Linked DNA regions of Homo sapiens: region 1 is linked to region 2. The links are chromatin loops, found by intact Hi-C in ENCODE. Cell type or tissue: heart right ventricle. All regions are shown on one strand. Each heading gives the region's core, and the rest is flanking DNA. Links, peaks and the distances in the headings are about the cores only.

What was found. Peaks named below come from ENCODE experiments on the same cell type or tissue, not always from the same donor. Only the 100,000 strongest peaks of a DNase experiment are listed, where the experiment ranks them.
Region 1: a loop joins it to region 2, with 1.9 times the contacts of the local background. A loop is called at or near these places in 7 of 110 quality-filtered maps.

What each region holds. Positions count from the first base shown.
Region 1 is chr15:68,067,276-68,084,423 of GRCh38, forward strand. The region is part of intron 1 of PIAS1 (protein inhibitor of activated STAT 1); the gene reads left to right. Among named protein-coding and RNA genes, the nearest start is that of PIAS1, 22 kb to the left of the region's middle. RefSeq lists an enhancer at 2,376-2,876. In heart right ventricle, for the core only: no CTCF peak of the experiment used is centred there; no DNase peak of the experiment used is centred there.
Region 2 is chr15:68,122,657-68,133,278 of GRCh38, forward strand. All of the region lies in intron 2 of PIAS1 (protein inhibitor of activated STAT 1), which reads left to right. Among named protein-coding and RNA genes, the nearest start is that of PIAS1, 74 kb to the left of the region's middle. In heart right ventricle, for the core only: no CTCF peak of the experiment used is centred there; a DNase peak (open chromatin) is centred at 3,945; H3K27ac peaks cover 4,313 bases.

The DNA.
Region 1 (17,148 bases), core at 4,693-12,692, 51 kb before region 2:
CCTTGTACCTTGCCCCCTGTGTTTTTAGATATGCTTGCCTTTCTTTAGTATTCCCCTCTCTAGGCATTTGTAGGTTGTAGCTTCCTCTTCTGATTTAGTTACCACTGCATTGCCTGCTTTTCATCATCAAAAAGTTTGTTGAAATTTCTAGTTGGTTATTTTTTTTTCTTTTTGTCCTTGTGGATTAAAGATTTTTCTTTTTTTCTTCCCTCACTGTCATTTTGTTTCTCTTTATGGGGGGAATATGGCAGACATTTGTATATGGTGAATTCATATTTAACTGGAGGTCATTGTAAACTTTCTGTGAAGCTTATAATACAAACTATATTAATATATAATAATGATTCTTAAATAGATGCCTATGTTGAATTAAGATTTATATTGAGTGGTAGTAGAAATCGTGTTATTTTCTAAGAGAAAGCTAGGTTGCTTTTTTAAAAAAAATTAAATTATATACAGCGTAGTATGTATAACCTTATAGAAAAATGTGTAACTTATAGAAAGGTAGTAAAACAAACATCAAGCCTAATAAATAGAGCATTCTAAAACCTTGAGGCCTTCCTTTGTGCACCCTCATCCTCTCTTCCCCATTTCTTCTAGGTAACTTGTATCAATAGTGTATTTTAAAGGTGAAAACTAGGAGTGAAACAGTAGTTTTGTATATTATTATTTGTAATGTTGTCTTAAAACCATTGCATCTAATATTTTATATCATAGTCTTGTAAATTTCCAAATTTACTGTAGCATTCTTCAAAGAGGAGGATTCCGTAGGAGAAGGTGGAGAGGAAAGTTTTGGAGACCTGAAAATATGTATAGGGTGAACGTGGTGGTTCACATCTGTAGTCCCAGCACTTTGGGAGGCTGAAGTGTGCAGATTGCTTGAGTGCAGGAGTTTGAGACCAGCCTGGGCGATATGACAAAAACCTGTGTCTACAAAAAAATACAAAAAGTAGCTGGCTGAGGCATGTGCCTGTGGCCCAGCTACTTGGGAGGCTGAGGTGGGAGGATCGCTTGAGCCAGGAGGTTGAGGCTGTAGTGAGCTGTGATGGCGCCACTGTACTCCAGCCTGAAGGACAGAGCATGGCCAATATATGTGCTCATAGATTTCAGTAAGTACATCTGGTGATGTTTGTGGAAGAAGGGACTTAAGTTAATTACCACAGTGATTTACCCGGGGTTAAGTCTTTTTTTTTGAGACTGAGTTTGCACTCCTGTCACCCAGGTTGGAGTACAATGGCGCTATCTCGGCTCACTGCAACCTCTGCCTCCTGGGTTCAAGTGATTCTCCACCCTCAGCCTCCCGAGTAGCTGGGATTACGGGTGTCTGCCACCATGCTTGGCCAATTTTTGTATTTTTAGTAGAGAAGGGATTTTGCCCTGTTGGCCAGGCTGGTCTCGAACTCATGACCTCAGGTGTTCCACCCACCTCAGCCTCCCAAAGTGCTGGGATTACAGGCATGAGCCACCGCCCCTGCCCTGGGTTAAGTCTTGAAAAGTGCTCAGGCTTATGTGTCAATGCTCTCATCCACGAAGAAGTTGAATCGTCAGAGTTATGAGAAAAGTCCAGCTTTTTGGCAAGACCATTAAAGTCTGTGTTACACCTTAAATGTTTTTGTCCTTTTTTTTTTTTTTTTTTTTGAGGTGGAGTCTTGCTCTGTCACCCAGGCTGGAGTGCAGTGGCACAATATTGGCTCACTGCAACCTCCACCTCCTGGGTTCAAGCCATTCTCCTGGCTCAGCTGCCCCAGTAGCTGGGATTACAGGTGCGCACCACCGTGCCCAGCTAATTTTTGTATTTTTAGTAGAGACGGGGTTTCACCATGTTGGCCAGGCTGGTCTCGAACTCCAGACGTCGTGATCCGCCCACCTCAGCCTCCCAAAGTGCTGGGATTACAGGCGTGAGCCACCGCACCCGGCCTTGTCCATTATTTTTTTGGATACATTTAAAAAACTCTTAGTAAAACATAAAAATAGTTATTCCTTTACTGGGCTTATAATAAGTATTCTTTGTGGCTATAGGTATTCTCTGCTAAATCTTGCAAACAAGCATTCTCCCTTACGCTCCCCTCCTCCTTCCTTTTGCCCGTTTGACCTTTGGTATCACATTTACTTAAAGCAAGGTTCTTATCCAGTCATTCTATCAATAAAAATGAGTGCTGATTTATATGCCAAATCAGCTGTGTTAAATGCTCACACATCATTTGGGAATGAAATAGAGTTTTTGCTTTTGTGAAATTACATTCTAGGCTGGGCACGGTGGCTCATGCCTGTAATCCCAGCACTTTGGGAGGCTGAGGCGGGCGGATGACAAGGTCAGGAGATCGAGACCATCCCGGCTAACACGGTGAAACCGCGTCTCTACTAAAAATACAAAAAATTAGCCGGGCGTGGTGGCGCGGGAGCCTGTAGTCCCAGCTACTTGGGAGGCTGAGGCAGGAGAATGGTGTGAACCTGGGAGGCGGAGCTTGCAGTGAGCCGACATTGTGCCACTGCACTCCAGCCTGGGTGACAGAGCAAGACTCCGTCTCAAAAAAAAAAAAAAAAAAAGAAATTACATTCTAGTACTCCTGTAACTATATGAAAAATAGTTTGGTTCTCTTGTACCTTTCCATATTTGAATTTTTATAGAGAGCAGATGTTTTAATAATTAGGAAGAACTTTATTTTGGGAAATGTTTTCTGGAATATGAATTAACAATGTTAAATGCATTGTTAAAGTTTAATAGTCATTTGTTGTATATATGCTTCCTAAAGGTAGTTTTTGGAGGAAGGAGATGTGGGAGGAGCAAGGAAAAGATATGAAAGAGTTATTGTAGGAAGTTTGATTGCTGGCTCACTGGAAAGTTTAGTGAGATGCCTGTGCCCATTGAGATTGACGACTGTGGATGTAAAATAACATCCATCTGCATGAGTGCATGCATTCTTTTCTCCTACAAAGTGGGAACTAGTTGAATGTGCCAGGCATGGAGGGACAATGGAATTTTGCAAAGAAATGTTTAGGGGCTAATGGATAGGGCATGACAACATCAATGAATTAGAGATCTTTGTGAATTGAATTCTTGAAATGAAGCAAGTAAGAAAAGGAGGTTGTAGTTGGAAAATGAAATGTTCGAGTTAGTGATTTTGAGGGTGGTGCAGGTTCTGCTGGAAATGTCTAAGATGTGGCCTCGGAAGTGGGTAGCTGAGGGTGGAAAGTAATGATGAGGAGTTAAGTTGGAGCCTGAATGGCCAAGGCAGGTACTAAAACTTTACTTCAGTGAATGACAGGATGACCTAGAAGATGGACTGTCCAGTACTATGGCCACTAGTTCTGTGTGGGTATTGAGAACTTGAAATATGGTTAGTCCTAATTAAGATTTGCTGTAAGTGTAAAACATACTGGATTTCGAAGACATAGTATGAAAAAAAGAATGGAAAATATCTCATTAATGATTGATATTGATTGCATGTTGAAATAATATTTTGTTTATTGGATTAAGTAAATATATATCATTAAAATTAATTTCACCTACTTGTAATTTTTTGAAATAGAGATGTGGCCTCACTATGTTGGCCAGGCTGGTCTTGAACTCCTGGGCTCAAGTGATTGTCCTACCTCAGCCTCTGAAAGCGTTGGGATTACAGGCATGAGCCACTGTGCCTGGCCTTTTTACTTTTTAAAATGTGGCTAGTAGCACATTTAAAATTACGTGTGTGTCTCAATATTTGCAGCTTACATTGTATTTCCTTTGAACAGCACTTTTCTAGAGATATTACTGCTCATAAGTAGAATGGGAATTAGGTGGGAGGACAATTGTAGGGGTTTGTAGAACCCAGTGGCAGAATCCTTTGGGAGAGGGAGTGGACATTGAGGCTTATTTTCATTGAGTTGCTGGTGCTTTCTCTTCTGCTGTTGTTTGTTCTTGGAATTAATGACCTTCTTTTCACCCCCGCCCCCCCGCCCCTACCTCCCTTCCCTCCATGGAGTGGCTAACCCCAGGGAGTTTGCTTCATTCTTTTTTTTTTTTTTTTTGACAGAGTCTCACTCTGTCGCCCAGGTTTAAGCAATTCTCTGCTTCAGCCTCCTGAGTAGCTGGGATTACAGGTGCATGCCACCATGCCTGGCTAATTTTTTGTATTTTTAGTAGAGACGGGGTTTCACCATGTTGGCCAGGCTGGTCTTGAACTCCTGACCTTGTGATCCACCTGCCTCGGCCTCCCAAAGTGCTGGGATTACAGGCGTGAGCCACTGCGCCTGGCCAGCTTCATTCTTTTGAGGAGAAAAATAATAAACGATAATAGAAAGCAGTACCAACAAAACAAATAACCATGTAAATCTAAGTAGTTAACAATGTATTCATAAGAGGAAGAGGTCACTTCTGGCTAAGCTTATTTCAGACTGGGCCTTAGAAGAGTTTTGGAAGTTGGTGGCCAGGCACAGTGGCTCACACCTGTAATCCCAGCACTTTGGGAGGCTGACGTGGGGCGGAACACTTGAGCCCTGGAGTTTGAGACCAGCCTGGCCAACTCTACAAAAAACAGAAATTAGCCATGGGGAGTGACGTCAATCTGTAGTCCCAGCTACTTGGGAGGCTGAGGTGGGAGGGCTGCTTGAGCCTGGGAGGTCAAGGCTGCAGTGAGCCATGATCATGCTACTGCATTCCAACCTGGGTGACAGAGTGAGACCCTGTCTTTAAAAAAAGAAAATTAAAAAAGGTGATTACTGGGATATTCTTTGAAGCAAGGGTAACAGCATGAGCAAAGGTAATGAGGAGAGAAAACATTGAGGTATGTTTGCGGAACAGCTACTAGATCCACATGTGGATATCTGTGTAAGAGAGTAATAAGAGTTAATGGGAAGTTGGCCGGGCGCAGTGGTTCATGCCTGTAATCCCAGCGCTTTGGGAGGCTGAGATGGGCGGATCATGAGGTCAGGAGATCGAGACCATCCTGGCTAACATGGTGAAACCCCGTCTCTACTAAAAATACAAAAAAAATTAGCTGGGCGTGGTGGCGGGCACCTGTAGTCCCAGCTACTCGGGAGTCTGAGGCAGGAGAATGGCGTGAACCCAGGAGGCGGAGCTTGCAGTGAGCTGAAATCAGGCCACTGCACTCCAGCCTGGGTGACAGAGCGAGACTCCATCTCAAAAAAAAAAAAAAAAAAAAAAAAAAAAAGAGTTATGGGAAGTTGGGGCCAGATTGTTATGAGAATTTTCCACATTGAAACTATGTATGGAGTCTGAAACTATGTTGAATGCTATAAAGGAAAGGGACAGAATTCTGTAAGAACATTAACTAGGAAACCTGACTGAGTTAGTGTACTCAAAGAAGTCTTCCCTATTTCTGAACCATCTGAACTACAGACTTCCTCCACATCCAAGTCTTTTCAAATCTTCTTAATGTTATGCCTTCCTTTCCTTCTCAGTTGTTACCGTCACTATTTCAGACTCTTGTAGTGTCAATTTTGTATTCATAAAACAGCCTCTAAATTGGTATCATATCTTACATCCCTTTTCAAATTATTTACTCTTCAATTAGATTTATTTTTTTATGTCCGTTTCCTCCCTTTAACATTTTCTGCAATTGAAAATGTTTTTACAACTTCTCATTCTTTGTAGGATTAAGTATAAACTTCAGTTTTGCCCTTAAAACTAAAAAATTATTGTTTGAACACTAGTTGCTGAGTTTGGATGCCAGTATGCTCAGTAGGCACTGGGTACATTTATATAATGTCCTTATTTGTGAGAGGTTATATGTATAATTTCTTTTTTTATTTTTTTGAGATGGAGTCTTGCTCTGTCGCCCAGGCTGGAGTGCAGTGGCGCAATCTCGGCCCACTGCAACCTCCGCCTCCTGGGTTCATGCCATTCTCCTGCCTCAGCCTCCTGAGTAGCTGGGACTACAGGTACCTGCCACCACGCCCGGCTCATTTTTTTGTATTTTTTAGTAGAGACGGGGTTTCACTGTATTAGCCAGGATGGTCTCGATCTCCTGACCTCGTGATCTACCCATCTCGGCCTCCCGAAGTGCTGGGATTACAGGTGTGAGCCACCGTGCCCGGCGAGGTTATATGTGTAATTTCTAATATATTTGCATTACCAATATGGTTTGTAATAATTGACAGGTGCCAAACCGTTGTTACTCATATTTATTAATGATGAACAAGACAGTCTCTATAGACAGAGCATGTATTTTGGTTAAGAATTGACAAGTAAACAGGGCCTCTCTACATATGGCATAAGAGCGGTAAACTGAGTTAAACAGGAGAGCACATAAAAGCGTAAATTTTTTTAATGTTAGGAGTGGATTAAGGAAAATATCCCAAAGGTTGTGACATCAAAATTGAGAACTTACTGATTTGGAGTTAGCTAGTAAAAGGCTGGGATAGGAGGGGGGAGAAGAGCTTCTCCTTGAAAGAACAGCATATATAAAAGTCCTGGAAGATGGAGAGTTGGTTAAAAGATTGGTTACGGTGGTCATGCTAAGGAGATGGGGCCTCTGAGTGCAGTAGGTGATCATGGAAAAGTTTAAGCACAAGCGTGACATCATTGGATTTATATTTTAGAATGATCACTGGCAATAGTGAGGAGAATGACTTGGAGAGGATAATATTGGAGGCAGGGAGAAAAGTTAAGAGTCTCTTGCAGACTCTGAATTAGAGTGGTAATAGGGACTAAGATATTTTAAGGTGTTAAGATTGACAGGACTTGGTAAATAGATTGGAGGTGAACAAGAAGATGGTGTAGCAGCTTCTGGCATTGACGGGTGATTAGGTGGATGGAAGGTTTGGAGAGAGTTGATGTGTTAGATTCGAATATGTTGAGTTGATGACTCTTGGGATATAAGGAGAGGTGTTTAGCAGATGTGGATTTGGAGTTTAGGAGACCAAGGTTAGGCTGGAAATAAAGATTTGGAAATTGTTAATTTAGAGATAGCGTTTTGAAGTTACGAGTGGATGAGATCACTCAGGAAGACTGAGCTGAGTGAAAGGATTACTTTAGACTTAGGATTCAGTGATATTGTTCTTCTTCTGTCATAGAGTTTATCTCTACTTTTTTTTCCTTTTTTAAAAATTAAATTTAAAAAAATTTTATTTTTAGACAGGGTCATGCTCTTCCGCCCAGGCTGGAGGCTTGATCTGCTGGGCTCAAGCCATCCTCCCACCTCAGCCTCCTGAGTAGCCTCCCAAAATGCTGGGATTACAGGAAGTAAAATAACTTTTATTTTTAAACTTTTAAGAACATTGGCTGCATTGAGTATTTGGAGAAGTACTCTGGAATTTGATTAGCTATATGTTCAAGGAATGGTATTAAGAATGAGTTTTCAGTAATTGTTCTTTTTGACTGATTATGATAAACCTCATATTTTATTTCACTTTCTAATGTCCACAAAAGATAAAAGACTTTTTTTATAAAACCATAACCACAGATCATTTCTTCTTTTGGCTAGTTTATGAATTGTCCTTTAGACATGGACAATTAAACTTTTTTTTTCTTTTTGACAGAGTAAGTTGTAGATAGATAAACTTTGTTTTTCTCTTTTTGTGCTTTTAAAAAAATTGCTTCTTATCTGGAACTTTAGCATTCCTTTTTTTTTTTCTTTTTGCTTTTTTGTTTAATGTTTTGGATATGTTAAAATGGATGCTAAAAAGTATAGTCTGTTTGGGTTTTTAGCCTCAGAGTTTTGTGAGTAGCTCATTTTCCTTTTCCATAAATTTCACGAAGAATGTGTAATATGTTTTCATGAGCCTCACCTTGAAAATGAATTTTTATGTACATTAATGGAATTTTTGAAAGAAAATAAAAACATTTTCTTTCTTTCTTTCTTTTTTTTTTTTTTTTTTTTTTTTTTGAGGCGGAGTCTCTCTTTTGCCCAGGCTGGAGCGAAGTGGCGTGATCTTGGCTCACTGCAACCTCCGCCCCCCCAGGTTCAAGCAATTCTCCTGCCTCAGCCTCCTGAGTAGCTGGAATTACAGGCACCCACCACCACACCTGGCTAATTTTTGTATTTTTAGTAGAGATGGAGTTTCACCATGCTGGCCAGGCTGGTCTCGAACTCCTGATCTCAGGTGATCCGCCCACCTCGGCCTCCCAAAGTGCTGGGATTACAGGCGTGAGCCACTGTGCCCAGCCAAAACATTTTCTTAAACTTGCTTTTGCTACTGTAGTAACTTTGTAAATTTTACTTTAAATCATAAAACTTAAATTTTAATCATAATAATCTGTTCTGAAGATAATGATCATAATGATCTGTAAGTTTTGTGGAAAGTTAGCAGTTTTACTTTACATAGACTAAAGGATGCTTTTGTTGTGAAATTATTTCTCTTATCTGTAACTAGTAGAATATTCAAGTGAAAGTCTTCCATTCTGTGTAGAAAAGAAAGGGTCGTTATTATTAATAGGCTTCTGATGGAATTTTAAAAAATATTTAGGCAAGCTGTCATTGCAAGACCTGAATAACTTTTTGCTGTAACCTATTTTTTTCTTTTTAATATTTCTCTGTGTAGTTTGTAAGGAATCATTCCTAGGGCTTTTTTTTTTTTTTTTAAGATGGAGTTTTACTCTGCTGCGCAGGCTGGAGTGCAATGATGCGATCTTGGCTCACTACAACCTCGGCCCCCCGGGGTTCAAGTGCTATTCCTGCCTCAGCCTCTCAAGTAGCTGGGATTACAGGTGCCCAGGACCGTGCCTGGTTCATTTTTATGTTTTTAGTGGAGATGGGGTTTTACCATGTTGGCCGGTCTGGTCTTGAACTCCTGACCTCAGGTGATCTGCCCGCTGCCGCCTCCCCAAAGTGTTGAGATTACAGGCGTGAGCCACCGCTCCTGGCCACCTAGGGCTTTTAGAACATTTGTGTACGTCTTTTTAAAAACTTGTTTCTGTCTAAAACTTATAAATCAGGACTGAAATATGATAACCTTAATTTTCTTGTGCACTCTGGAAGATGTTTATTTTTACCTTAAGATAGGGGAATCAGGCTGGGCGCGGTGGCTCACGAATGTAATCCTATCACTTTGGGAGGCCGAGGTGGGTGGATCATGTCAGGAGATTGAGACCATCCTGGCTGACACGGTGAAAGCGCGTCTTTACTAAAAATATAAAAGATTAGCCAGGCATGGTGGCATGCACCTGTAGTCCCAGCTACTCGGGAGGCTGAGGCAGGAGAATCACTTGAACCCAGGAGGCACAGGTTGCCAAGACTGCGCCACTGCACTCCAGCCTGGGCGACAGAGTGAGACTCTGTCTCAAAAAAAGAAAGAACAACAACAAAAAAGATTGGGGAATCCTAGGAGAAAAGAGTCATCTTAATCGCAAATAGTTGAATAATCTTCATTTGTAGCCTTAAATTTTATTGTTACTTGGAGGATAATCTCTTATGATATGCTCAGGGCCCTAGAGAGTTGACACTGTCATATTCCAAGTTCTTAAGGATGACTTGGGTGAATATTTAAGGGCACAATTCTCAGATTTTATATATGACACGGAACTGGAAAGGGTGTGTTAAGATTATAAAAGGAAGAGGAATTCATATCATCATCTGTTGGGCACTTACTTGGTGTCATTAACTATACTTGCATAGGGGATATGGAGATGAGTGTTTACCCTTGAAAAACTCAAAATCTATGGGAGGACATAAACTGGAAAATCAGTGTTTTACCACATTTCGTGATAATTGTACAATAGAGGGGTGTAGGATACAATTTTTCAAAAGGGGTTTGAAAGGCTGGAATGAAGAGCTGAAAAACATGAAGTTTAATGGCATGAAACATTACGTTCTACTTTTAAATTAAAAAAATTGTATTCGAGGATGAGGTGGTTTGACTTTATACTGTAGCCATTTATGTGAAAAAGATAGAATAAAGGTTTTAGTTAACATAAGCAACAGGATGATGTGGATGCAGCCCCCTCCCTGCTGAAATAAAAGAATAACACATACCATACATCCCCTCTTGTCCAAATAAAACAAACCTAAAACGTGAATGACTTGTTAGGTTATATTGGTAAAAATACCATGTTCATATTAAGAGGGATAGTAATACTGCTGTGTTGGAGACTAGTCACACCATATCTAGATTATTTCATTCACTTCTGAGTACTATGGACTGCAGAATGCTTGAGAATGATCAGGAGTGGGAAGGGGTCTAGCTAGTTGAAGGAAAAGAGTCCTTTTAACACATTTTAAGCATTTTAAGAGTCAATTTTGGTATACCAAGAGGACGAAATTTTAGAGCCATTGGGCGGACTTTAAAGGGAACTTTCAATTCCTAGAGCTTTTCGCTAATGTGGGCAGCTTTTAAAGGTTGTGAACTCTTAGAAGTGTTTTAGCAGAGGCTGGGGGCCCAGTCAAGAAAGTTGGAGTAAAACTTCATATATTAGATGGAGTTTTAGACAAGAAGATCTTTAAGTTCTGTTTTTGATACTCTGTTGCTGTTATTTCCAAAAACATTTTCATACTATGTGATAGTGTCTGTAGTTGTTATTACCATGTAGCATTGTGTGGACATTGGCATTTGCCTTTTGAGTCTGAGCTCCACTACTTGCTAGCTCTGTTACCTTCAGTAGGTTACTCCTGTTACTCGGAAATAGTTCAGTACCACCCCTCTAGGACTTTTCCTTAATCTCTATACTAGGACCCAGACTGAAGGCTGTAATTTAGACTCTTTAGTTTAGAAGATGCATTCTTGTCACTTTTTGTTTTGTTAATACGTGTTTCTTCTTTTAGGCTTTTCAGCTTTCTCTCAGATAGGGTATACTGTTCATTGTCTCTTGTCTTATCTGAAACTTAGATCATCTAATTGCAAATGCAGTGTTTTGTTTGTTTTTGGTAAGGGGACAGTTAGGAAAGAATAATCATCTTTTAGAATTTAATAGACTTAAAACTTCTTAAAGCCCTACTTAGTATTTTTAAATTCTAGATTTTATTTGAAAAGTGAATGATGATTGTTCTCATGATCAAGTACAGTACTAATTTTTAAAAGACCTACCTGTTTGTAGAATATTGAACATGGCCTGTAGTTTTTCTTTGCAGTATTTCTTGGTCCTGTCTCCTGTATTTCCACTGCACAGTTCCTTCTTACCTTACATGTAGATAAATCCTGCGTGTTGCCATGTCTTTTAGCCAGAAGGTTTATTTCTTAGTTTTTTTCTTATTTCAGCCATCCTATTGGTGGTTACTTCGGTAACTTCCTTAAGCACTATTTCAATTACATCTTTACTGCCTCTAAAATATGCATTTATTCCACTGCCTGCTCATGTTATACTGTATAAATTCCTTGACTGTCATTTAGTGCCCCCGTCACCCATTTCCTGTCCGTGTCTCAGTGTAACATATACTCAGCTCTGGCTGAGCTTGTGATAAGACATTGTATTAGTTATGAACTCTGGAATCAGGTCAGATTTGAGCCCTATCTCCATCATGTAGTTACTGTGTGATTTTAGATGTAATGTCAGTTTTCTTATCTATACAGTGAGAATAATAATGCTCTGTCTTGTAGGTTCATATGAGGATTAAATAAGATAATCATGCTTACTATAATTAGTATGTTACTGGTACATTATAAGTATTTAATACATATTATGTTTTGTCATTTTTAGTCTGTCAACCCATGTAAATGACGCTAAAAATTATGATTGAAAACATTTTTAATATAGAAAGATTTCACTAACTGTATGTATTGTATTTCCCCAACTGTAGAAGAGTAGAAGAATGAGAAGAAAATTTCATTTAATACAGTTACAATGTTGAATTTTGAAATTTTAAGGAATCTTTGAGAACCTCTAGTTAATCCCTCTTTTTTTTTTTTTTTCAAAGTGAGAAAACAGAACCTGTAAGATTGTAATTTGGTAAATTAGTGGCCAAGTCAGTACCAGAATCCAAATTCTGTATTTGCCAGTACCATTATATTGTATTGCACATTTATTCAGCATATTTTAGGTATTCAGTAACTTTTGAGAATTGAATTAATACGATGATTACGCATGTTTCTGAAGACTAGTTTATTTCTATGTGTTCATTGTTCCTGTCTTCTCTTCCTATACATACTCATTTAGGGCCTGTGCATTGATCCAAAAAGCATTTATTGAACATCTGTGTGCAGAGCAGCCTTTTTCTTAAATAAGAGCCATATTTTCCCACCTCTGCATAAGAAGTCTGGCAATGTGTTAGAAATTTGCACTCTAAATTTTAAAATTAAACTAAGCCCTTTAAAATTTTTTTTCCTTTTTTCTTTTTGAGACAGTGTCTCACTCTGTTGCCTAGACTGGAGTCCAGTGGTGTGATCACAGCTTACCACAGCCTCGAACTCCTGGGCTCAAGGGATCCTCCTGCTTCAGTCTCCTGAGTTCCTGGGTCTGTAGGTGTGTGCCACCAATGGGCCTGGCTAATTATTTTTTATTTTTTATTTTTAGTAGAGATGAGGTATTGCTGTATTGCCCAGGCTGGTCTCAAACTCCTGGGCTCAAGTGTTCCTCCTGCCTCAGCCTCCCACAGTGCTGGGATTACAGGTGTGAGCCACCACACCTGGCCTAAACTTTTTAGGAAAAATATTGTACTCCAATGTTATAACATTCTGAGTTGGATTTGTTATTTATTTTTTTGAGACAGAGTTTCGCTGTTGTTGCCCAGGCTGGAGTACAATGGTGCGATCTCAGCTCCCTGCAACCTTCACCTCCTGGGCTCAAGCGATTCTCCTGCCTCAGCCTCCCGAGTAGCTAGGATTACAGGCATGCACCACCATGCCCGGCTAATTTTGTATTTTTGGTAGAGATGGGGTTTCACCATGTTGGTCAGGCTGGTCTCAAACTCCTGACCTCAAGTGGTCTGCCTGTCTCAGCCTCCTAAAGTGCTGGGATTACAGGCCTGAGCCACTGCGCCTGGCTGGATTTGTTATTTTTAATGTTCAGGTTATCGTCCAGAAGGAGCTTTTTGAAGGATAGAAGTTTCATGAAATGTGGTAGTATATAAATAAGGATGATGTTTAAATTATCTATCAAAAATTAAAGCCATGGTGTACCATTTCAACAGTGTTTATACTTTGTTTAAAGAAGAATGGGATCTCTATTTATGTATAATTGCAATATTTTGTCATTTTGTGGGACCTCAATGCAGTCAATAAGATGGACCTGGAGAGGTGGAAGATAATTAACTAGAGGAGTAGGCACTACAGGTCATTTTCCGGTTGTCTTATGCTGCAAAATAGATAAAAGTTGAGAAATTGGGTGAAACAAGATTATGGAGAAGTATGTAACCAACCTGATTTGCTGCTTTGAATAGAAACTGTCTAACTAGGTTTTCTGGTTGAATGGGGCATTGTTGACAGATTGCTAATAGCTGCTTATTAACAATTTGTAATGAGAAGATTTAGAAATCATCCAAAAGTAAGCCCCATTGAATGAAGAATCTGACTTTGAAAATAATAAAATACTTTTGTTGTTGTGTGCAAGCTTTAATGTGTGCAGTTACAGAATTTGTGATTATGCATTTGCTTTTGTGGATGAAAGGCAAAAGTATAAATGAAATATTATGACATTATTAAATCCCTATTTTGTCTGTCTTTGGAATTCATTCTGGTTTACAATTCGTTATAAATTGATACCAGATAAAGACTCATAATATAGTCTGCTTAATGACTAATCCTGTAAACCACTGCAGTGGGATGTGTGAACAAGAGTAATTATGTTGTTCAACAAGAAGTACCTAATTCTTATCCACAGTGTAGATATAACCTTCAATAATGGAAGGTCACAGCTAATGAGACAATAAAACTGGCACTTTCTGTTTAGTTGCAAAAGCCTGTTTGCTTGTTGACGTTGTTTGAGTATTGTCTGTATTTATCTTTCTCAGAACATGGCCCCTGCCTCTGTGTAGTTGGGACAGAGTTTGCGTACATATATATCTGTGTTTTTGTAAAGTTTTACATATCTGAAAAGGGGATTGAATAAAATGTTATTGTCTTGAATGTATTGAACCTCCCATTCTGCACTACTCTGCCCTTAGAACACTAGAAGCCAGCCTTATACCACCAAAGCAGGAGATTGGGTTGTTCCTCTCTGTCAAAAGTGATCAGACAAAAGGAAGCAAAGGGAATCCAAACAAAATAGCCAGGTTATTGCCCAGTCATTCTAGATGAAGTACCCTGGTCTGCTCACTCACATAGATTTTCCCATCATCTTTTTAGTATCTTACTCTTAACTATGTATGCACAGCCCAGGATTGTCTCTCATTTAAGGAAAGCTTCAGGCATGAAAGGCAGATACCAGTGTAGGGAGAAGAAGAAAACAACATCAACACCCAATTTATATTCTCAAAAAAGAAAAATAACAAAATGTAGAGGAAAAAGAAAAGAGAAATGCAGAAAATTAAAAGAGTTCATGGAAATTAAAAATTTAATGTAAGCGTTAGGAGATAAAATTGAGGAAAATCCCAGAAGATAGAGCTAAAAGACAAGAGATGTAAAAATGCACAAGGAAAAAGAAAATAGAGTAAAGGAAAAATGAGATTATCAGTCTAGGAAGACCTGTGTCTGAATAATAAGTGTATAAGAAAGAGAACACAAAGACATGGAAGGAAGATTATTGTAAGAAAACTTCCCAGAACTGAAGGGGACATACATCTCTAAGTTTAAAAGGATCGACAGTTATCAGTTTATGCAATTAAAAAAAAAAAAGACCAACCCCAAGGCACAACATTGTAAAATTTCAGAACAGATTAAGAGAAGCTGCTATGATTCCAGATGGGGATATATAGTTGACTATGAAGGATTATGGGTCAGATTGGTACTAGGCTTCTTAACACTGGAAGCCAGAAAACAATAAGGAAAGGCCTTCAAAATCTTGACACAACATGATTTCCTGCCCAGCACTCTGTACTGAGCCAAACTCAGTCGTAAGGGTAAATGAAGATTTTAAAAATACAATGCAAGGAATAAAAACATCGTACCTCACATGCCCCCTTTCTCAGAAAGCTGCTAGAGGAAATACCCCACTAAAAAGAGAAAACCAAGAAAGGGGAAGTAGTGGCATAAGGAAACGGGATCCAGTATAAAAGAGAGACAAGGGAATTCCTGGGATAAGCTAAAGGGAAATTCCATGACCATAATTGTGCACCAGGCTTGGAGAGCCTACAGTCCAAATTGGAATATGGTGGAGGGCTACAGGAAAGAAAACTGATTTACCTGATGTATTTGAATATATTGAGAAGAAAGTTAATACTTTTAGCTGTTTGCAGATGAATTAGCAGTAGGTACCTAGAAACCTAAGCAAATGGAAAAATGGTGTAGTTATTAACTGTAAGGAAAGCAAAGTTATACAGAAAAGAGTAATCATGATGTACTTTTGGCTCAGCTGTGAATATTATTTACAGCCATAGTAATAATGTAAGTACTGACAATTGATTCAACCAAAAATTATGATAGAAAGATGAGGGAGAGAAGATGTAACAGAGCTAAACCATTATATTTTATAATAGGAAGTCAGTAGAGTCCTCAAAGAAAAAATTAAACAGCTGCATAGACCTACTACATAGAATATAGAGAAAAAAATGCCAGAAGAACTAGCTAAAAAGACTTGAAAGTGGTTGCCTCGGGGATTTGAAAATTGTGGGGTATGTTAAAGGGGGAAGGGACTGCTGTTTTTCTTGTAAAACTTTTTGGTTTTTTAAATTGTGTTCACGTCTGTCAGATTATGAAAATTAGTTTTAAGAGGTTGCTCCTTACAGAATGCTCTTGCATTCAAAATATATACAGTTCTGAGGCATTCTAAATCCCCTAGGATTCTGAGATCTCTATCAATTGAGGACGTAGAGTCAGCAGAATGCTACAAAATTGCTGAGGAAGTAATGATTTCTAATAGTAGTAGTGGTTGATGCAATCCTTAGTTGTAAATATTTATTTTGTTGTGCTAACAAATGGAGATTTTTAAACACCTTAAATGCAGATTAAAATATATTTCATTTCAACAACTCAGATGTGTTAGTGTTTAGTTTTCCTCAGTGTTGTCAACACTTTTCATTGTGAATTGACTGCTTTATGCTTCTTTGCAGCTTTTCTGTTGAAAGATGCTTCAGTGTTTCCCGCCCCCTTCTTTTATTTCATTTTAAAAAATACTGCATGCTTATCACAGTCCTTAAGAGTATGCAACAGCTGTTCCAATAATAGCAATAGATAGCACCTGATTTTTCATTATACCTGATTATAAGTTGCAATGGTTAATTTGAATCCACATTCTTTTCTTATCTTAATCGCCAGTTTTTAAAAGCCAAAATGTTGAAGCTTGAAATGGAGATTGAGTTAAATAAATTAATCTTCAAATAGGTTTTTCTGTTATCCAATTAAAGGCATGTGGTTCGTTTCCTCTTAATGTCAACATATTATAGCATGAAAGAAAGTACATTTGGAGTAGAACCAGTTGCATGACATTCAACACGTTTCTTAACCTTGCTAAGTCTTATTTTCCCACCTGAAAAGTGAGAACAGTACCTGCCTGATAATTATGACAATTGATGATGAATCCTGTAAAAAAAAAAAAAAACACCCAGTTACTCAGGAGGCCGAGGCAGGATCACTTGAGCCTAGGTGTTTGAGAACAGTCTGGGCAACATAGCAAGACCCTATCTCTTAAATAACAAACAAAACTAAAAAGCTTGGCTTGCTGATAGCAGCTACTATTTGAGTACCTACTATGTACCAAGTATTGTTATTGCTGCTGCTACTCTTTGTTTCAGAGAGAGACAAAAAATGTAATTGAGGGCGCTCAAGTTTATTGTTGTGTCATAAACTTTTTTGGACCATCAAGCAAGAGATTTTATGAGAAATGTCAACATATTCTTCTACAAAAATAGGAAAATGATACATCTGCATTGCATCTGAATCTTTGTACCTATGGAATAAAGACAAAAGCTGTCATCAATGCAGAGTTTACAGTAGTCACTGAATTTTGCTGGTTTGTTTTTGATTTAGGAGAATGGAGTTGAAATAGTTCTCTTCAAAATTTGTACTTTTTTTTTCTGTAAAATGCAGTACATTTGACCCATGCCAACTTAAATTTATTTTTAACCTCTAATCCTTGAAGTTTCATGTTATTTATTTAAAAGCAGTTTACTTATTAATAGTACATTTCAGTTTGAAGTCCCTGTTCCTTTTTAAATAATAAAAGTCTTTAGAAGTATTTTGTAC
Region 2 (10,622 bases), core at 1-8,000:
AAAATGAAATGCTATTAGCTTAATTTGATTGCCACACCAAGATGAGTAGACTCTCTTCATAAAGTGGGGAACAAATGAAAATCTTTGAAACAGAAGTGATATGATCAGCACTGTGCTTATTATATATACCCAAAATACATTTTTGGAAGAGTAATAGTCACTATTTTTTCAAAACTTAGCAATGCAGTATCTGCAGTGATTCCCTTTCATTTAGTTTCTCATCCAACTAAATAAGCCAACTAGAGGAACCCTAAGAAAATAGAATTTTATTTTCTTTCTTGGGAAGTATCTGCAAGAATTGAGAAGCTTGGAAACATTTCTTGTAAGGTAAAAGCTGTTTTTTTTTTTTTAAGCCTAAATCTCAGAGTGTTATACATACAAAATTCTTTTTATTTTTTTCTTTTTCTTTTTGAGAGAGAAGGTCTCATTCTGTCTCCCAGGCTGGAATGCAGTGGTACAAGCGTAGCTCACTGCAACCTCAAACTCCTAGGCTAAAGTGGTCCTCCTGCCTTATCCTCCCAAGTAGCTAGGACCTACTGGTGTGAGCCACCATGCCTGGCACATTTTTAAAACTTTTTGTAGAGAGTGTCTTGTAGTGTTACTCAGGCTGGTCTCAAACTCCTGGCGTCAAGCAGTCCTCCTGCCTTGGCCACCCAGAGTGCTGGGATTACAGGTGTGAGCCACCACACCTGTCCCAAAATTCTTATATGCAATTCTACATACCCTCTTACACACAGAGACACACAAAGTTATGAGTTTACTGTTCTGGGGCATTTTTTAAATGTTAAAATTGCAACTACTACTTAGTCTCATTTTCTTGTCTATAAGTCTTGGCATATGTCATGTATCTATTTTAGAAAAGTAATTTTAAAGTTAGTAGATTAAGAAACAACATGGTTGTACTAAAAAGTGCCTTATATATAAAAAAATCTTTCCATGGAATACCATGGAGACTATTTTTCCTTATGTTAAATAACATGGAGGAGTCTGCACTATAGGAAACAATTTGCTTAGAAACTAATTTAAAATTACTCAGAGCCACATCTAGAAATGTAAGTGAACTCACAGGAGTAGTACCTAATTAAGTATATTCTGTGATATTATAGAAACCTTATTTATAAAAGGAAACTTGTATAATTTCTGTCTTCAGGGCATTTATTGATAAAATAGATGTACCTTCACTACTGCTATGCTTCATTGTAAATGATAATGTTGATCTGTATTTGTACCATGTCCAAACATAATTATAGGCGGAAAACACAGGCAACAAAGATGTGGACATAATATAAACCTAAATATAGGTATATGTATACATATGTGTGAATATACACACACACACACGTATACATATATGTACACATACGTGTGTACATATGTATACACATGCACAAAAAGATCTGAGAAAGTATATGCTAGTAATACCTTTATCTCTCTGTGTCTGTATTGTCTGAATTTTTATAATTGTGTAATCTTTATTGATAATGATGGTGGGAGGTTATTTTTATTTTGAAATGAAAAAATAACATGGGTATTCCAGAGAATTTGAATCAGGGTATTACTCTTGCATTCTTCAACTACTGATGGCTATAACTATGTAAAGAAGTAAAACATTTCCTGTAAAGACAGTCAGAAGTTAGGAAGATCTCATCTTTATCCTGTGGACATACAGATATTTTTTCTTTGGCCCATTTACCACAGTCGTGACTTCCACTATTTCTTGGGTTGTGGTTTTTTTTGTTGTTGTTTTTTGTTTTTTTTTTTTCATTCAAAGTTATAAATGAACAGCCAGGTGTGGTGGTTCACTCCTGTAATCCCAGCACTTTGGGAGGCCGAGGCTGGCGGATCACTTAAGGTCAGGAGCTTGAGACCAGTCTGGCCAACATGGTGAAACCCCATCTCTACTAAAAATACAAAATTAGCCGGGTGTGGTGGTGCATGCCTGTAATCCCAGCTACTTGGGAGGCTGAGGCATGAGAATCTCTTGAACCGGGAGGCAGATGTTGTTGTGAGCTGAGGTTGCACCACTGCACTCCGGCCTGAGCAACAGAGAGAGACTCTGGCTCAAACAAACAAACAAACAAATAAACAAAACCCAAAAGTTATAAATGAATATAGTTTAAAATGTCAAATAGGCTCATTTTAAAAATCCCATGTTCTCATATTCTATCATTTCTGTCTTTCTAGGGGCAAGTATTTTGATCTCTTTTGGCTTTTAAAAAAATGTATAAGTAATATGCTTGCATTGCAAATTGTTGCATTTTCAGTTTTAGGCATTGTATATTGATTTCCCACCATGGGAGATAAGATTTGGCTTATTTGCCACTCCTACCGTATAATCTGTTTGTCGCCCTGTCTTGATTATATTGTAATTTTGTTTGGATCATCCCATTTATACTTTATTATGACTATGTAAACACTATTTGTAAGTGAGCAATGTAGTGAACTATTTTTCATTTCTTGAATACCTTTTTATTTTCCCTGTTCTGGTCATTTTCTTTTCTTTTTTTTTCCCCCTGTGTACTTATTTCTCATTCATTGCCAAAATTTTTTTGCCACTGTGTAAATCTCCAGATGGATAAGATGAATGTCTAAATTCATGTGCATGAGGTAATTCTGTCAATTTCATGTTCTATGAGAATTCCCTACCAGAGCCTTCTGAACTGATACTCTGCTAAACCCAAACACAGGATACTCTGTCATCTTGAGGTCTTCTTTCATTACATCTCAGATATTATTTTGCCTCTTGCCTGTGTTAATCTTGTATTTCATAGGCCCATGTCCTGTTCTTTCTTAGTTTTCTCCCTCTTTTTAGTGTGGCATATCTCTTAGTAGTTCATAGGAAAAAGCTGCATGGAAGGTAATTTTTTAAATAAAGCATGCCTGAAAATGTTTTATTCTATACCCATACTTTATTTGATAATTTGGCTGGGTGTAGACTTCAACATAAGAATAATTTTCCTTTAGAATTTTGAAGGCATTAATTTTTCCATTGCCTTCTAATTATAGTGTTGTTGAAAAGTTCAAAGTTAGGCTGGTTTCCGATTTTTTTTTTCTCCTTTTTAGAGACAGGGTCTCACTGTGTTACCCAGGCTGGAGTACAGTGGCATGATTATCGCTCACTGCAGCCTCAAACTCCTGAGCTTAAGCCATCCTCCTGCCTCAGCGTCCTGAGTAGCCAAGTCTAAGGCCTGTGTTATCATGCCTGGCTAATTTTGTTATTTTTTGTAGAGACAGGTTTGCTATGCTGATCTAAGCTGACCTCAAATTCCTGGCCTCAAGCAATCCTCCTGCCCTAGCCTCCCAAAGTGCTGGGATTACAGGCATGAGCCACTGCGCCCCAGACCAGTTTCTGATCTTTTTCTGTAACCTGTTCTTGCCCCACCTCTCCAGAAACATGTAGGATTCTTTTTATGTGCAGTGTTCTGAAATTTTATTGCCATATGAACCAATTTTAGCCATTATATTGGGAATACAGTGGTAATCTGGAAACTTGTTCTTTACTTGTAGGAACTTGTCTTGAATTATTTCATTAATTATTTCTTATTTCCTTCCTTCTGTTTTCTCTGTTCTCTCTTTGGAACTCCTATTCCCAGACTAACCCTCTAATTTTCAAACCTGTTTTCTTCCTCCTTGTCTTTTTGCTTTACTTTCTGGGAGATATCCTGAACTTTATTGTCCAGCCTGTCTATTGAGCTTTTCCTTTGTGCATCGTATTTTTACCCTCCAAGAACTTTGTGTATACATATAAAATACAGATGTTTCTTTTTTTTAAACAATAACTAGTTAATTGTTTTTGTTTCTGTTTTTGAGACAAGGCTGGCTCTCACCCAGGCTGGAGTACAGTGTTGGAATCTTGGCTCACTGCAACCTCCACCTCCCGGATTCAAGTGATTCTTATGCCTCAGCCTTCCCAGGAGCTGGGATTGCAGGCGTGTCCCACCACGCCCAGCCAATTTTTGTATTTTTAGTAGAGGCGGGGTTTCACCATGTTGGCCTGACCTCAAGTGATCCACCCGCCTCAGCATCCCAAAATGCTGTAATTACAGGCATGAGCCACCGCGCCTGGCCTTGGTTAATTGTTTTATAGTTGTACCATGGTTATAAATGGTAGCTTTTTTCGGAGCCTTTGGAAATTTATCTAATTGTTGCATAATCTCTGCCTGTTCCCAGCTACCTTTTTTTTTTTTGGTCATTTTGGTCACCATTATTCCACATTGAAGGCTTTCCTCTGATACTTAGTCGTGCTGGCATGTCTGTTCATTTTTTTTGACTTATTTTAATTAATTTATTTATTTTGAGATGAAATCTTGCTCTGTCACCCAATCTGGAGTGCAGTGGCATGATTTCAGCTCACTGCAACCTCTCCTGGGTTCAAGTGATTCTCCTGCCTCAGGCTCCCGAGTAGCTGGGACTACAGGCGCACCATGCTGGGCTAATTTTTGTATGTTTAGTAGGGATGGGGTTTCACTATGTTGGCCAGGCTGGTCTTGAACTCTTGACCTTGTGATCTGCCCGCCTTGACCTCCGAAAGTGCTGCGATTACAGGCTTGAGCCACCGCGCCTGGTCATTTTTTAAACCTGAATGTGACATCAAGCTTTATAGACCCAGTTCCAGTTTTGAATTTCTTTTTTTTTGAGCAGTTCTATCTGACTTTTGCAGGATGAAGGAAGGGCAGTTGTCTAGCTAACTAGAGAGGATGAATGGACCTGGGGATCTGATAACTTCATAAGCAGGTTTTCAAGAAATTCCCCTTGCTTTAGCTATATTCTGTTAGCCCCACTTGTACAGGTATTTTGCATTATAAATTAGATCAGTTCTCCTATTTCACTCAGCTTCACTGCTAGTTGAGGATGCGTTTTTCTTTGGTAACTTTGTTACCACTCATATATTTGCTTTCCAGTTTCTACACTTTTTGTTGCCCTCCTATTTCTTTCTCCTCATTTGGGTTTATTCTTTTACAACACAAAAACAAAACAGGCAAGCAAAGAAAAATCTTTACTGACCTTTTATTGGAATTTTAGGATAGAGTAAAAGAAGATGATGTGCTAAGCTAGCAATCTCTACCAAGACCACTTTTTTCCTTTTGTTTTCATTTTATTTTATTTATGTATTTATTTATTTTTGAGATGGAGTCTCGCTCTATTGCCCAGGCTGGAGTACAGTAGTGTGACCTCAGCTCGCTGCAACCTCCTCCTGCAGGGTTCAAGCAATTCTCCTGCTTCAGCCTCCCAAGTAGCTAGGATTACAGGTGCACGCCACCACGCCCAGCTAATTATTTTGTATTTTTAGTAGAGATGGGGTTTCACCATGTCAGCCAGGCTGGTTTCGAACTCCTGACTTCAAGTGATCTGTGTGCCTCAGCCTCCTAAAGTGCTAGGATTACAGGCGTGAGCTACCATGCCTGGCCTTTTTCTCCCTTTAGATCTTTTGTTTAGGCAGTTCAACTTAGCAGTCTAGAATGGGAATTTTCAAATATGGCTGCCCATTTAGAATCACCTGGAAAACTTTATTATTTACTTATTTTTTGAGATAGGGACTCACTCTGCCGCCCATACTAGAGTGCAGTGGCCCAATCACAGCTCATTGCAGTCTCAACCTCCCAAGGCTCAGGTGATCCTCCTGCCTCAGCCTCCTGAGTAACTTGGGTTACTGGCGTGTGCCACGACGACCAGCTAATTTTTGTACTTTTAGTAGGGACAGGGTTTTGCCTTGTTGCCCAGGCTTAAATGATCCACCTGCCTCGGCCTCCCAAAGTGCTGGGATTACAGGTGTGAGCCACTGCTCCTGGCCAACCTGGAAAACCTTTAAGAAATATTATATCTGGATCTCACAATTAGTGGGATTGGTTGTTGGCTAGGGTGTGGTTTTAGTTCTCCAAGTTATTCTGTTGTATAGCTGGATTTGAGAATTCTGATCTAAAAAAAAATTTTTTTTGGAACAAATGAGAAAAAGCAGCAGATTCTAAAAATATGACTGTTTTTTATTAGAACATCATCTGTTAAAACATTCCAGATTCTGCTAGAAGTAATAACCTTTCTCAGTGGTATTAGGAATTGAGAATGAGTTTCTCTGAAGGGTCTGTTCCTGTTTGCATTCCAACAAATGGACGCAGTATCCAAAATTAAGTCTTCATTGGAAGTGAGAAATAGTATTGTAGAAAATCAAATTAGTAGAACAGAGGACAAACTTGAGAAGCAGTCACAGAATGTACAATAAATAAATGTTAGAAAAGATAAACATTGATAATGAAAATCTAAAATAGAAATAATTTTTTTTCTCTTGGAAAACTAAAAGACATGGATAAACAGCAGTAATCAGTGATAAACAGAAAAAAACTTTTAATATATAATGTGTTATATAACATGTATTTCTTAAACTTTGTAACTTATAAATATTAGAGGATACAGTGTATTACTATTTTTTAGAGACAGGGTCTCTCTGTCACTCTGGCTGGAATGCAGTGGTACGATCATTTTTCACTGTAACCTCGAACTACAGGGCTCAAGCAGCCCTTCCCACCTCACCCTCCTGAGTAACTAGGACTGTAGGCACATACCACCACACCTGGCTGATATTTTAAAGTTATTTTTTGTAGAGACAGGGTCTCACTATATTGCCCAGGCTGCTCTCAAATTCCTGGCCTCAAGTGATCCTTCTGCCTCAGCCACCCAAAGCACTGGGTTGACAGACCTGAGCCACTGCACCTGGCCCAGTTACTTTTCAAGTGTCTGCAATATTTATAAAGCTATATATATACTTGACCGTAAACATAATAGCTAATTCAAAACAGCAGAAACTATAAAAGTTGTTGTTGTGAGTATACTAAAACAAAGATTTTTAAAATGACATTAAAAAAATAAATTATGAAAATAAGGCATTAATGAAAAGCCAAAAGAAAACACTGCATGCTTTTATGATTTAAAAAGATGAAGAACCAAGAATTTAGTATAAAATTTAAGAAAAATAGAAGTAGTATATTAAAGATAAAGGTAAAAATTATTTTTAAATTGTGTTTATATAGTGGATACTTTGCAGACATTGAAGTGGATTAGATAATTTATGTATATGTTGAAATGAAAACATGTCCTCAAAACTTAAAATCTTAATGAAAAAGCAGATTGCAAAATAATTGTATTTACACACACACACACACACACACACACACACACACACACACACTCTTACATAGATTTATGTGTGCTTATAAGTCCCTATAGTTGTATACCAAATTTTTCATAATGTTCAGGGGTTTTCTTCATCCTGTAGGGAAGCAGCTAGATTATGGGGTAGACTTTTATTTTGTAATCTCTTGTGGTTTTAATTTTTGTTTTTTACAGTGAGTATTGCATATTTTCTATAATTGGAAATAAAAAAGATATGTTCATTTTGAGGGGGGGAAGCAATATTTCACCATACGAAACTAGAAAAAATAGTTTATTACGCATTGCATGCCTGTATCAAAATATTTCATATACCCCATAAATATATACACCTGTATACCCACAAAAATTAAAAATAAAGATTTTTTAAAAATAGGAAAAAAGGTGGAATTAATAAATAAACCTTAAAAGAAAAAGGCTTATGAAAGAGGCAAAATATATAAGCTTCTTGCAGATCTGATTAAACAAAATCAACCATAGAAAGTAGATTTAAATCACATAGAAGAAATATATGTATATAAATATTAGGAGCAATACATTTACACAGTTATATGTTAATAAATTTCAGAAACCTCTATGAAGTTTCCAGATATATTAAACATTCCAAATGTTTTTTTCTACATGTATATGCAGTGAAAATAATGTATAAAATGTGATATACTGATAACTTGACAATATTATCAAAGAACTACTTTTTAAAAAAAGAAAAACTCTGGGTTTGATACATTTGCTGGTAAATTCTTCAGAACTTTTTTTGAGGAATAAACAATTTCTGTATACTACAAAATGTTCTCAGTTATTAAAAAGTAAGCAGGCCAAAGAGGAATACAAAGAAACAAAGGTAACACTTAAAAAAAAAAAAAAAAAGCTATCATTCAGTTTCACTTTTTGAATATAGTTGTGTTCCTTAAAATATTAACTGGTAGAATTTATCAGAATATTGGAGGAATAATAAGATTTAAATTAGGCTAAGTCTACTGGACTAAAACCTTGATAGAGATATATATCCTCTATCCAGAAGTCATAAATAGTTCAGTATTAAGAAATATATTAATTCATCAGATGTAATAATAGCTAACATTTATTGACTGCTTACTTTGGGTTAGGTAGGCACTGTTATAAGCGGTTTTATATTTTTATTTAGTTATCAAAATAATTCTAAGGTTTCTCTAGGGTTATATTACCTAGATGAAGAAATTGAAGCATGGAAATGTCAGACAGTGTGCCCAAGGTCACACAATTACTGAATGACAGAACTGGGGTAAGCACGCGGACTTCTGACTCCAAGAATCCATTAGCTTATTTGGAGTTTAAATAGAAACTTTAAAAGGTTTCATAAAATTAAATGCCCATTAATAATTTTTTTAAAAAGAAGTAGAAAAAGTGTTCTTTAACATTATAGGGAATCTTTATAGTCAACAGACAGCTTTATATTTATTTATTGAAAAATTATAGATGTATATATTTATGGGGCACAGAGTGATGTTACGATCTTCGACTACCATGTGAAATGCTTAAATCAACTAATGTATCAAGCTGATATGTTAATCAATTTCCACAACTATTTTACATTTTTTAGGTGATGAGAACATTTGAAATTTACTCTTAGCAATTTTAAAATGTTACTAGCTATGTTCACTGTGTTGTGCAATAAGATCTTATTAAAAAAAAAACTTATTTCTCCTATCTTCTAACCATATCTGGTAACCACCATTCTACTCTTTGTTTCTATGAGTTTGATTGTTTTAGATTCCACATATAAGTGAGAGCATGCAGTATTTGTCTTTCTGTATTTGGCTAATTTCACTTAATAAGCATAGTATTGTCTAATTCCATTCATGTTTGTCACAAATGACAGAATCTCTCTCTGTTTTAAGGCTGAATGCTTTTCCATTATGTATACTTATTTAGGACCACATTTTCTTTATCCATTCATCTGTTGATGAACACTTAGGTTGATTCCGTACTTGGTATTTTGAATAGTGCTGCAATGAACATGGGAGTGTAGACATCTCTTTGACATACTGTTTTCGAATCTTTTGGGTAAATACCTAGAAGTGGGATTGCTGGGTATTTATTTATTAGTTTAAAAAAAAAATCCTAGGCTGGGCGTGGTGGCTCATACCTGTAATCCCAGCACTTTGGGAAGCCAAGGCAAGTGGATTGTCTGAGTTCAGGAGTTTGAGACCAGCCTGGGCAATGTGGCAAAACCTCCTCTAAAAAAAAAAAAAAAGAAAAGAAAAGAAAAAAAGAAAGAAGAACCCTAGAGGTAGTTACTAATAATGGAGGTGCATCAGAATTATTCCCAGTGGGGGCTAAACTCCCAGACATGTATGTTTTGAAGCAGCTTTGTGGGTGATTGTTAAAAACTACAGTGTTGGCCGGGCATGGTGGCTCACACCTGTAATCCCAGCACTTTGGGAGGCTGAGGCGGGCGGATCACGAGGTCAGGAGATTGAGATCATCCTTGCTAACACGGTGATACTCCGTCTCTACTAAAAATACAAAAAATCAGGGCGTGGTGGCCCTCACCTGTAGTCTCAGCTACTCGGGAGGCTGAGGCAGGAGAATCACTTGAACCTGGGAGGTGGAGGTTGCAGTGAGCCGAGATGGCACCACTGCACTCCAGCCTGGGTGACAGAGTGAGACTCTGTCTCTAAAAAAAAAAGGAAACTACAATGTTAAAGGTACATCAAATTTTACAGCAAAGAAGTCACCCTGGAAGATCTACAAATATTCTTGTAAAAGTTCTGGCCTATACAATAAGACATGAATTAGAACTAGAGGTATAAATGTTAGAAAGGAAAATTAAATTTTTCCTTACTTATGGTTAAGGGAAGGTTTATCTGCAAATCCTAAGGAATTGGCTATAAAACTAGGGTTAAGTTCAATTTGAGTGGCAAAATAGAGCTTAGAAGAACAAAAACCGAAATTATGTAATAACCACTTTGAATAACAACCAAAGTGAGAGTCCACGCAAAATATAAATATTAAAAAGTTAGAAATACTCATTTTTGCTCAGTTTTATCTTTTGAATTTGATTTAAACGTAAAAATTAACTAGAAAACTATTAAAATTCTTCCTATTTCTTATCCCATTCTCTGTCTCTCATAGGTAATCATTTTTAATTAATTTCAGTTTATCCTTCTGGTTTTCTTTTCTTTTCTTTTTTTTTTTCCGAAAAAAGCCAGTAGCTTTATGTATTATTACTTCCTCTCTTACACAGAAAGTAGTAGCATACTGTATTTTTTTAATATTGTCGTTGTCACTTTAATGATGTATCTTAGAGAGATCACTCCCATACCAACACATAGAAATCATCTTCATTCTTTCTTTGGTTTTAGGGTATTCTATGAATGTTTATTCAATCATTCTTCTATTGGTAGGTATTTTACTAAGAATGACATTAATGGGAACAGTGTAACTAATCTATGATAGAAATAAAACCTTGAAGATATGAA